2 separate regions of the Mus musculus genome follow, and region 1 is linked to region 2. The links are chromatin contacts, found by Hi-C or POLR2A ChIA-PET in ENCODE. All regions are on one chromosome and are shown on one strand. The core of a region is the stretch at or near the end of the contact, and the rest is flanking DNA. Distances in the headings are between cores, read along the strand shown.

The links. A loop is a pair of places that touch in the nucleus more often than their neighbours do. ChIA-PET counts read pairs that join two places held with the same protein, here RNA polymerase II (POLR2A).
Region 1: a map of left cerebral cortex shows a loop between it and region 2 (3-fold over the local background). The contact joins the promoter of Dcaf10 here to the promoter of Polr1e in region 2. A Hi-C loop is called at or near these places in 1 of 37 maps with a recorded cell type or tissue (left cerebral cortex). POLR2A ChIA-PET finds 5 or more read pairs at or near these places in 1 of 5 experiments (Patski).

Annotation. Positions count from the first base shown.
Region 1 is chr4:45,338,150-45,343,400 of GRCm38, reverse strand. Dcaf10 (DDB1 and CUL4 associated factor 10) reads right to left here and starts at 1,300. Exons shown (of 7, transcript NM_153167.2): 1 at 674-1,300. The coding sequence starts at 1,233. It also overlaps the pseudogene Gm12585.
Region 2 is chr4:45,017,059-45,021,998 of GRCm38, reverse strand. Polr1e (polymerase (RNA) I polypeptide E) reads right to left here and starts at 3,390. Exons shown (of 12, transcript NM_022811.3): 1 at 3,207-3,390; 2 at 2,622-2,725. The coding sequence starts at 3,327.

The DNA of each region.
Region 1 (5,251 bases), core at 51-2,550, 320 kb before region 2:
AATATAGTTTACCGGTTGTTTTATAATGTTTTAATATATATGTAGTCTTGATATATTGTGATAAGAATGTTATTATGTCATCTTACCGTGGAGCCACAAGCAGTATTTTAAACTTGTTGTTAAACTTGTGCACTCACAAGACAGAGTACTACTAAATTTCCCTGGGGTAGTCTGAAAATTCCCTATGGCTTGAAGTAAACCAAGAGCAATCATCTTAGCAGTCTAAGCATGCAGTCTATCCCACAAAATGGCCCAAACCCTGAGAAGCGGATTTCTGCAGTCTTAGTGTCTTTCTAAAGCCTTCATTTGTCTCCTTCGTGGCAGGATCTGGCACACGGTCCAAAGAGTCTGCAAGTTTTCTACCTTTCACATAAATTCAGATCAGAACAAAGCCAACTGAGGATCACAGGAAAACGACGAGCATTTCTTTAAAGCCTATTTGTTTTGGTGTACCAGAACGCCCTAGTTGTGTACTGGCTCCGACTGACCTGAAGCGACGGCTTAAAAGTAGTTCTCTTTCCCCGAGCCTCCAGGACCCCGAAGGGAAGCACTGGGCCTGCCTATCCCAACAGGCCAGGCCAGGGCTCATAGGTGACAAAGTACCGGGGGGCACGAAGGCCAGCGGCTGCGGCCAGCCTGAGCGGAGGGAGCCCGCTGGGGTGTAGGAGCTTACCCGTCCGGAGAGTACTCGAGGTTGAAGACAGCACCGTGGGTGCGGGTGCTGAGGTACACCGAGTCTGCGGGATGGATGGACCCATACAGGTTAGTCATCGTGCGGAAATTGTCCCGAGCCGGGTCCACGAACAGCCCGCGACCGAGGCTTCGCTCTCTCAGCCACCCGAACAGTCTGGCCCCGGGGCCGCCCAGGCCTGCGCCGAGGCCCTGCCGGCTCCGCCCGCCCGCCCTCCAGTCCGGCCTCGAGCGTCTGCGCGGCGAGGAGGAGGGTGACAGCTTTGCCTGCGACGCCGACGCGGTGGCGGCGGACAACTCCAGAGCTCCGGGAGCCGCGAACTCTCCGGCGCGCTCGGCTGGGGACACCGCGGGGCCGCCCGGGAGGCGAGGGCTCCCGGCGACCGGCGGGGGAGAGGCCGCGTCAGCTCCTCGCTGCGGAGACGCCGGTCGCGGAGCTGGAGAGGGCGGTCTGGAAGCTGCCGCCGGCCCTCCGAGAGGCGGCGGCTCCTCGGCTCCAGCCGTCTCGTCCCCGCCCGGGCTGTGGGGCCCGAAGGGAAACATGACCAACGCCCCCGCCCCCTATTCCGGGCCGCTGTCCCGCCGCCCGACAACTCAGCGCTCCCGCTCCAGCCGCCACTTCCGGGTGTCGCGCCCTAAAGCCGCCGGCTGGGAAACCCGCGCCGCCGCTAGGCTGCCCTCTGCCGGGGACGTAAAAGCAGGGACACCACCGCCGGGTGCGCCACAACCTAGGAGGACTGTGAAGTCAGGATCCACGAGCCCTGTGTGTGCAATGTAGGGCACACAGAACCCGACTACAACCAGCAGAGAGTCGGCCCTCAGCTGTCAGGGAGCACTGGCTGGCTGTGTGCCGGACCAGTCCTACCAGACTGGGTCGGATTATCTACTGTTGTCCTTACACTGAAATGGAGCAGCAAGAGGGGCTGGGGGAGGGGACGGTGATTACTGTATTATATGTAGGTCACACAGTAAAGCTCTTGGCACACTGCCTACTTACTCAGCCTAGAACTCTATAAAGATTCAAGAGCAGTCGAATTTAAAAAGCATTGGACTGTACAGGGCCTAGACTAAAGGAATCTATTGATGTCATACATATCTGCCCAAATCTTGGTTGCTGCACAGTAAGGGAAATCTTTATCAGGGTTAGAGCCTTCTTCTCTTCCCCGCAAAAAGAACATACGTGCAGCTAGGAGTAAATGAGGGGAGCTAGAGATCAATCAATTCAAATCCACAAAGCCAGAGCCCACTGTCCGTCATACTCATACTACATCTGCCAAGCACTGCCCGGGCCTTGACGATATTCCCCTGTCTCCGCCCCTGCTGCCCCTGATGATATTCCCCTGTCTCCGCTCCTGCTGCCCCTGACGATATTCCTCTCTGCTCCAGCTGCTGAGTACCTCTTTTCAGGGAACTCATTAACAGGGAATAGAGGTTTCCAGTGCAGGGAAGTTTAGTCCTCAAAAAGGATAGCCCGAGGTAAAAGGAAAGGCAGATAGATAACAAACAAAACAAAATAAACCCCAACCAATTCTGTAGGTCTGTAGCGTTGTAGGGAGTTTACGTTTTAGTGACTGTGATATAAACCTGGAGGATGTGCCAACCCGTGAAGACAGACCTGGAAGATGTCTGCAGAAAGGGACTTAGATATTCAATGGTTGAACTTTAGACAGAAAATCAAGAAATCATCATTCGGTCTGAATTGGCTCCACATAATCAGATTTCACAGTGCAGGGCATTCCCCATGAAAAGCATACTAAGGTCCCAAAGGCATTGAAGAGCTGTTCACTGGGCTGAGGATGTGGTTCAGCGGTGGAACGTTTATCTAACGTGTGTGAAGCCCTAACTTCAACCCCTAGTACCGTAGAAAAGAAGAAGAAAAAACTAACCATGTTCACTGACAATTTAGAGAATCTAAGGAAAGAAAATTGGAATAAACAAGAGTTTATAAGTTTACATGTTCTCTGTTCATGTCATAATGACTCTCAAAAAGTTAAATTGTGAATAAGCTCAAGGCAATGGTGGTTATAGCACAGAATAAGTAAGTTAGTAATATGTGGTTTTAAAAATGCTTGTATTTAATATGTGAATATTCATTTATTCCAGATATTTTTACTGAAACCTAAAATAAGAGCATATTACATTAAAACTATGACCCTAGGGCTGGAGAGATGGCTCAGAGGTTAAGAGCACTGACTGCTCTTCCAGAGGACCAGGGTTCAATTCCCAACAACCACACGGTGGCTTCACAACCATCTATAATGGGATCTGATGCTCTCTTGTGGTGTGTGTCTGAAGACAGCGACAGTGTACTTGTATAAATAAAAATCAAACTTAAAAAAAAAAAAGACCATGATTCTATAATATCAGTAAAAATAAAACCTGAGAGAGCACTAAAAATCGCACTCAAATTCAGCTGTGCCTCTTCCTGTTGGCATGCTGCCTTTAGGGGCCAGAGAGATGGCTTAGCGGCTAAGAGCACTGACAGAGGACCTTTGAGAGTTTGTACACAGCAGGCGGTGGTGGCGCACGCCTTTAATCCCAGCACTTGGGAGGCAGAGGCAGGCAGATTTCTGAGTTTGAAGCCAGCCTGGTCTACAGAGTGAGTTCCAGGACAGCCAGGGCTGTACAGAGAAACCCTGTCTCAAAACTAACAAACAAAAAAAGACAAAGAGAGTTTATACACAACCACGTTAATAAGGAATTAACTTCAAGTCAATCTACATTGACCCATTTATATATACTAATACCATTTAGAAAGCTTAAGAATTTTCAACTTTAGTAACCAAAATTAAGTCACATTTAAAACATCATTGGAAGTCTTTGGCCTTATGGCCTTTTGTTTTGTTTTGTTTTTATTTATTTATTTATTTTTTAATTTTATTTTCCTTATGGTCTTTTTGAGTCACAAAGGAAGTAAATAATCAAAAAGGTTTTCCGAACTCTGTCCCCAAGTCTCAGTTATTATCACATGTCTCTGGACATTCAAGACCTAGTTCATCAAACAGGTGGGGAACAATTTTTTTCTCTACCCAATAACTAGATGTTTTGTGTTTTTTAATTGTTATGCAACTGATTTCTTCTAATGCAACACAGCTGGAATGATAATAGACACTGGCCTCTCCTGCCAGTCTCTTATGCTTTCGGAGCAGTAAGTTAGTTCTCGATCTGTTTAGTATCATTGTTTCTGAAGGACTAGAGAGATGTCTCCGTTAAGAGCACTTGCTCTTGCAGAAGATCTAGATTCAGTTCACAACCATCTGTAATTCCAGTTTCAGGGGGTCTGACACCCTCTTCTAACCTCAAGGGTACCAAGTATACACATGCATGCAGACAAAGCGCGCGCGCGCACACACACACACACACATTTTTAAAAGTCTTCTTGCTTATCCTAGCTTCAAAAATCCTATTTATTTTCAGGCTGTAAGGGTGGCTCAATACTTAAAAGCATTTCCTGTTCTTACACAGGACCCGGGTTCAGTGTCCACAATCCACATGGTGGCCCACGCCTGCAGTAACTCCATTTCCAGAGTATCTAATGCCTTCTTCTAGCCTCTGAGGACTCCTGTATGCATGAAATGAGGGAGGGAGGGAGATGGATGGATAATCTCTCAGCCAAGAACAAAGATTTCCTTCCTGTCCTGGCTGCCAGTGAAGAGCAGTAGCCATGGTCCCGAGCTACCCCATGGCTGTGGGCCATAACGTGACAGTGAATGTCAGCAAGCCGAGACACAGTAGGTGCCACAGGCGCCTCATCAAGCTCACCAAGTTCGTGCAGGACATGCTCTGGGAGATGTGGGGCTTTGCGACCTACAAGTGGCGCGCCATGGAGTTGCTCAGTGTCCAAGGTCAAGCGTGCACTCAAGCTCATCAAGAAGAGGGTGGGCACACATCTGTGCCAAGAGAAAGCAGGAGGAGCTGAGCAACATGCTGGCAGGCATGAGGAAGGCAGTGGCCCAGAAGGACTGATGCACCTTCCCCCAGTAAACAATCGTTCGGTAAAACAACAACAATAATAACAACAAAAATAGAGACGGCATCATACTTGAAGAGCTTGCTTTCCAGGCGACAGTAACAGAGCTCACAGGCTACCCCTCTGTCCCCAGTGAAGCCCAAACAAGACACAGTATTTGTGAAAGTAATAGTTTATATTTATCCAAGTGTAGTGGCTCATACTGAAGCAGGAGGTTCCCTGAGAGTTTGAGTCTGCCTAGGCTACACCATGAATTCCAAGCCATCCTGAGCTACACCGAGCGAGCAGAGGTCCTAAAAATTCAATTCCCAACAACCACATGAAGGCTCACAACCATCTGTACAGCTACAGTGTACTCATATACATAAAATAAATAAATAAATCTTTTAAAAAAGTCTTATTAAAACCAATGTACACTTTCTCTCTGGGTACCAGCAAGCCAAGCTGAATCCTAAGAAATAAGCCCTTGACTTTCAGGCTCATGACCTCATTCAGGGGTTATAAAGAACCACAGACAATGTTTATGCCCTAAGTAAAAAGATTTCTTAAAGACTTATTTTATTTATTTATTTTATGTACGTGAGTACACTG
Region 2 (4,940 bases), core at 2,141-4,640:
AGCAGCACATGACACTGCATGGAATTAAAAAACTTCCGCACAGCAAACCAAACACTTCCCAAAGTAAAGAGCCAGCCCACAGAGTGGGATAAATCTCTGCCATGTATCAATAGTGTTAATCAAACCAAGGGATAGAGATGAGGATATACAAAGAACTGTATAAATTAAACATCTAAAATCTCTCAAGTTATCTAGTCAACAAGTGGGCTGATGGTCAGAATGGGCATTTCCCAATGGAAGTAACGCAAGCCACCAATAATACCTGAAACGTATGTATTCAACACCCTTAACCATCAGGGAAATGCAAATTAAAAGTGTTTTGATGCCTATTGAGTTGGCTTCGTGGGTAAAGCCCAGAGGATGACCTGAGATAGATCCCCAGAGCCACATGGGGAAAGGGCAGAAGCAATCTCCTAAATTGTCCTCTGATTTACACACATGCACACTGACACACAGACACACAGACACACACACACACACACACACACACACACACACGCGCGCGCGCATTCTCATGCAGTGATTAATCCCAGCACTCAGGAGGCAGAGACAGGTGGATCTCTGTGAGTTCGAGACCCGCCTGGTGTAAAAAGCAAGTCCTGGAGAGCCAGGGCTATTCCACAGAGAAATAGCAACCACACAAACAAGCAAACAAACAATGCTTTGCGATTCCATCACGCCCCAGTCAGAACAGCTATCACCGAGAAAACAACTAACAACAAATGCTGGCAGAGATGTGGGGAAAGAACCGTTACTCACTGCTGGTGGGAGTGCAAGCTATTGCTGCCACAGTGGAAGTCAGTGTGGAGGGGTCTCAAAAACTACAAGTGGAAGTGCTGTGTGAGGCAGCTGGACCACTCTTAGGCATACACCCAGAAGGCTCTTCAGTTAGCACACTGTATTGTACTTCTACAATCATGGTTACTGCTGCACGATTCACAACAGCCAGGAAATGGAACCAGCTTAGATGCGCATCAATGACAAAAACAGATAAAGAAAATAGGTTTTCCTCTCCTATGCAGAATCTAGATTTAGAGTGTGTGTGTGTGTGTGTGTGTGTGTGTGTGTGTGAATATGCACACATTCAAGGCATGAGAGTTGAAAGGAATCATAAGAGGTGCAAAAGAAGGGAAACGAGAGGCTGATATAGTATGTATGTAATGAGATATAATGTTGATGTGTTGAGAGTGCTTTGCCTTTATGCACACATGCATGCCTTATCTATGACGTGCCCACAGGAACCAGGAGTGGGTGTTGTGTTCTCAGGAACTAGAATTATAGACAGTTGCTACCTCCATGTGGGTTCAGGGATTGAACCCCGGTCCCCTGGAAGTGCTCTTTAATGCTGAGGCACCTCTCCAGCCCAGTATGTATGTCATGAAAGAGCGACTTATTTGGGAGGGAGGCAAGGGACCAGCAGGAGGGGGATATGGGGGAGGGCAGTGGGCAGAAGGCAGTGGGAATACAGATGAAAATAGCAGTTCTTGAATAAGCAGCACAACGAACTATACAGTGAGGTCTTGGTCTCCTAGCACTTATAGGTACCTAACTGATCCTATACATAACTGCCTTGTGACCTTTCTGACGTTAGCTCGTCCTATGAGGGCTGGCTTCCCATCGCAGCCAAGCTTTTCTTCTCCCTCGTTCACTAGGGCACCAAACATCTGCTATCAAATCGTCCCTCATTCCCATTCACCCTTCTCAGGAAGGCATTCAGACAAGCTGAGACTTGTTTCCTACAGAGCTCCCTCCCCAGGCCCTAAACACTCCCTTAGACCCCAAGCTAGCTCTACTGTATGCCTGTACTACTTGGTGAATTTGAGTCTCTGGAAAGCAGACCGGTCTTAACCCTGGCATCTACCCGGGAGAGACCAGAGATGCTAGTAAGCATCCTGTGGAGCTGGGTGGTGGTGGCACAGGCCTTTAATCCCAGATCCCTGCACTCAGGAGGCAGAGACAGGTAGATCTCTAAGTTCAAGGCCAACCCGAGCTGTACAAAGAAACCTTTGAAAAAACAAGCAAACAAACAAACAAAAAAACCATCACTCTGGGGTCACATTTGATTCACAAGCATCTGTAACCCCAGTTCTAGGGGATCCAATGCCCACTTCTGGCTTCCACTAGCTACACACACATTGTACATAGACAAAAATGAACAACACCCATACACATAAAATAGGGTTGAAGCTGAGCTCTGAACAGTGACCTCCCTAAGAGGTGCAAATCCCATGAAGATGCTTCCTTAGCCTGCGGCATGAGGACATGGTGAACGTTCAATAAGGTCATGTAGGGGGACAACTTATGAAGCCAGGGGTGGGTGGTGCTGCACACCTTTAATCCCAGCACTACGGAGTCAGAGACAGGTGGTGATTCTCTGAGTTCAAAGCCAGCCAGGTCTATATAGTAATTTCCAGGATAGCCAGGGCTACAGGAAGAAACCCTGTCTGGAAAGATAAAGCCCATATAAGTGAAAAGCCCAAAATCTTGCTCCTCAGTGGGGCCAGAGTCTCATTTGCTACTCCTCCTTTCCTCCCCCCCAGGCCAGGTCTCCCATGTCTGCCCACACCAAGAACCTTTTGAGGTCTGCAGAGCCCAGACCATCTGTACCAGCAAGCACTTACCACGATCCGGTGACTCCTCTGCCTGGGGTTTACTAAGTCGGTGCTGTTGTACAAGGTGAAGCGCATGTCGCCCGGATTCTGCAGCTTCCCATTGGAGAACTGGACTGTAAGAGTGTAAGCCAAGAATAAGAGGCGAGGACCAGCAGGGTATGGATGGGGAGACCTGCACTGTGGCTGGACGCCGGTAGTGAAGGCAAGGGAGCTTAAGTCCGACTTTCGGGGGGCGGGGGGGTATGAAGAAAGCCCTGGTCCAGTTCTAAAGAGGGAGATGGAGGAGGGGAGGGGAAGTGACCTCTGGGCAGGGGTTGTGACAAAAGAGAACGACTGAGGAAATGCCATTAACTGGCAAGAGAGGAAACTCTGCTCCGTAGAGGGGGGAAAAGGGCAAATGAGAGAGCTGTGGAGATGTCAGGTCCCTGGGCACTGCCCTGAGACGAGTCCGAAGTGGTGACGATAGATGAATGCGGAGGGAAAAGGTGATGGTGGCAGGGAACCTGTCCCGGCTGCAGGCAGTGGGCTACCGTGGTACCCAGACAGAAGCGGAAAGGATTACGCGGAACTCCGCTCCGGGTCGGCGGTCTTTACCCAGCACAGCTTTCTGCCTGTCGTCGGGCTCTCCACAGTACAGCCACCTTGCACTCTGTAGCGCCTCTGTCTCCGTGTCTCCAGCCTGGTCATCCATCCCAGGAGACTCCAGAGTAGCCATGAGCTCGCCGGTTCACACGCGGACTCAAAAACCGGAAGTGACATTCTAGGCCCCGCCCAGGGTACACCAGCAGTAAGGCCACGCCCCTCACTGGATCGCGTCCCCGCCCACTCTTTGGTTCTTTCCCTTGAGGATCACACCCTCCCCCTTGCAGGAGGATGCAGTAACTCCCCTTTCGTCTCGGACCTCCAGGAGAGCAGCTTCACTTTTGTGTTGTATTGCTCACCGCAGGCTCTAAGCTGTGGGACCAGTCACACCAAAATCTCCAGAACTGTGAACCAAAATAAAAGAAACCGTTCCTCTTTATGAGCTGTCTTCATTTTGTGTTGTTATTGTCGTTTAAGGCCGGCTATCACCATGTGTGTAATCCTGGTTGGTCTGGAACTCATTCTGTGAAACATAATGGCCTCAAATTCACGGAGATTAGACCACCAGCTTTGTCTCACATATTTTGTTAAGGTAATAGAAAAAAACTGACTAATGTAGGGTTTCTCCCTGAGTAATTTCAATGCAGCCACCCAAATAAGAGAGCTAACAGTGATTCAACCATGTAATCTTGTAGTATTCAATTTCCCCAACGGCCTTGATACTGCCTTTTCAGCTAAAAGAGCCTGTCAGAAACCGTGTTGCAGCCTTACACTTGTAATCCCAGCATTTAAGAGCAGGGCTGCCATGAATTTGAGGCAAGTTCAAGTGAGAACTGTCACACATACACACAAATTATACTTTGCTTCTAGCTGTCACAACTCTTTGGTTGGAAGGTTACACTTTCTTTGACTCTACCCAGTGATTTTCTATTGATTCTTTCCAGAAAGGAAAAAAGAATATAAAAGGACTTAGTTAACTAATTAGTCATCCCCCCTTCTGTCAGAATCTTTTCCATACTCAGTTTATTTGAGGTTAGTAATGAATGGTAGAGCCTATTAGAAACATTTCACTTTTTAAATTATTAATTTATTTGGGTCCCAAGAGGGAATGTATGGTAAAGCAAAACTGCTCATCTGGTGGTCAAGGATGAAAGGAGGAAGAAGGGACTGAGGTCTCTGTTCCTTTTGGGCTCAGGTTGTCTTCAAACTCCACTTGTTCTGTGCCTGAGGGTGACTCCCCATCCTCTTGCCAAGTGCTGAGATTACATACACACACCATCACACCCAGCCAGAAAGAAAGTTTATTTCATTTCTTTCACTTCTGCACCTCCAACTCCTGAAAGGTCCTGTAAAAAAAAAAAGTGGGGGGGGGGGGGACCTCAGCAAATGTTGAGTGAGAGGTCTGGAAAAAGCTCAGTGGATAAAGGCACTTGCTACCAAGTTTGATGGTCTTCCTAGGACCCACCTGGTGGAAGAAGAGAGCTTACTCGGTAGCATACATCTGCATGCACACACAAAATAAATCAATGTAAAATAAAATTTAAAAATGAGCGAATGAAGGAAAGGGTAGGTAATAGAGTAGACCAGGTCATCAATCCTTGGAGCCTAACTAAGTCAGGGAGCGCACCTCAGAAATACTAATGTTCTTGCAACAAGTTAGCATAGGGTTTATACATAATAGATACTATGTATATGTTCACTGGCTACATAAAAATGGACACTTGTATGGAAGTTAAGAGGTGCCAA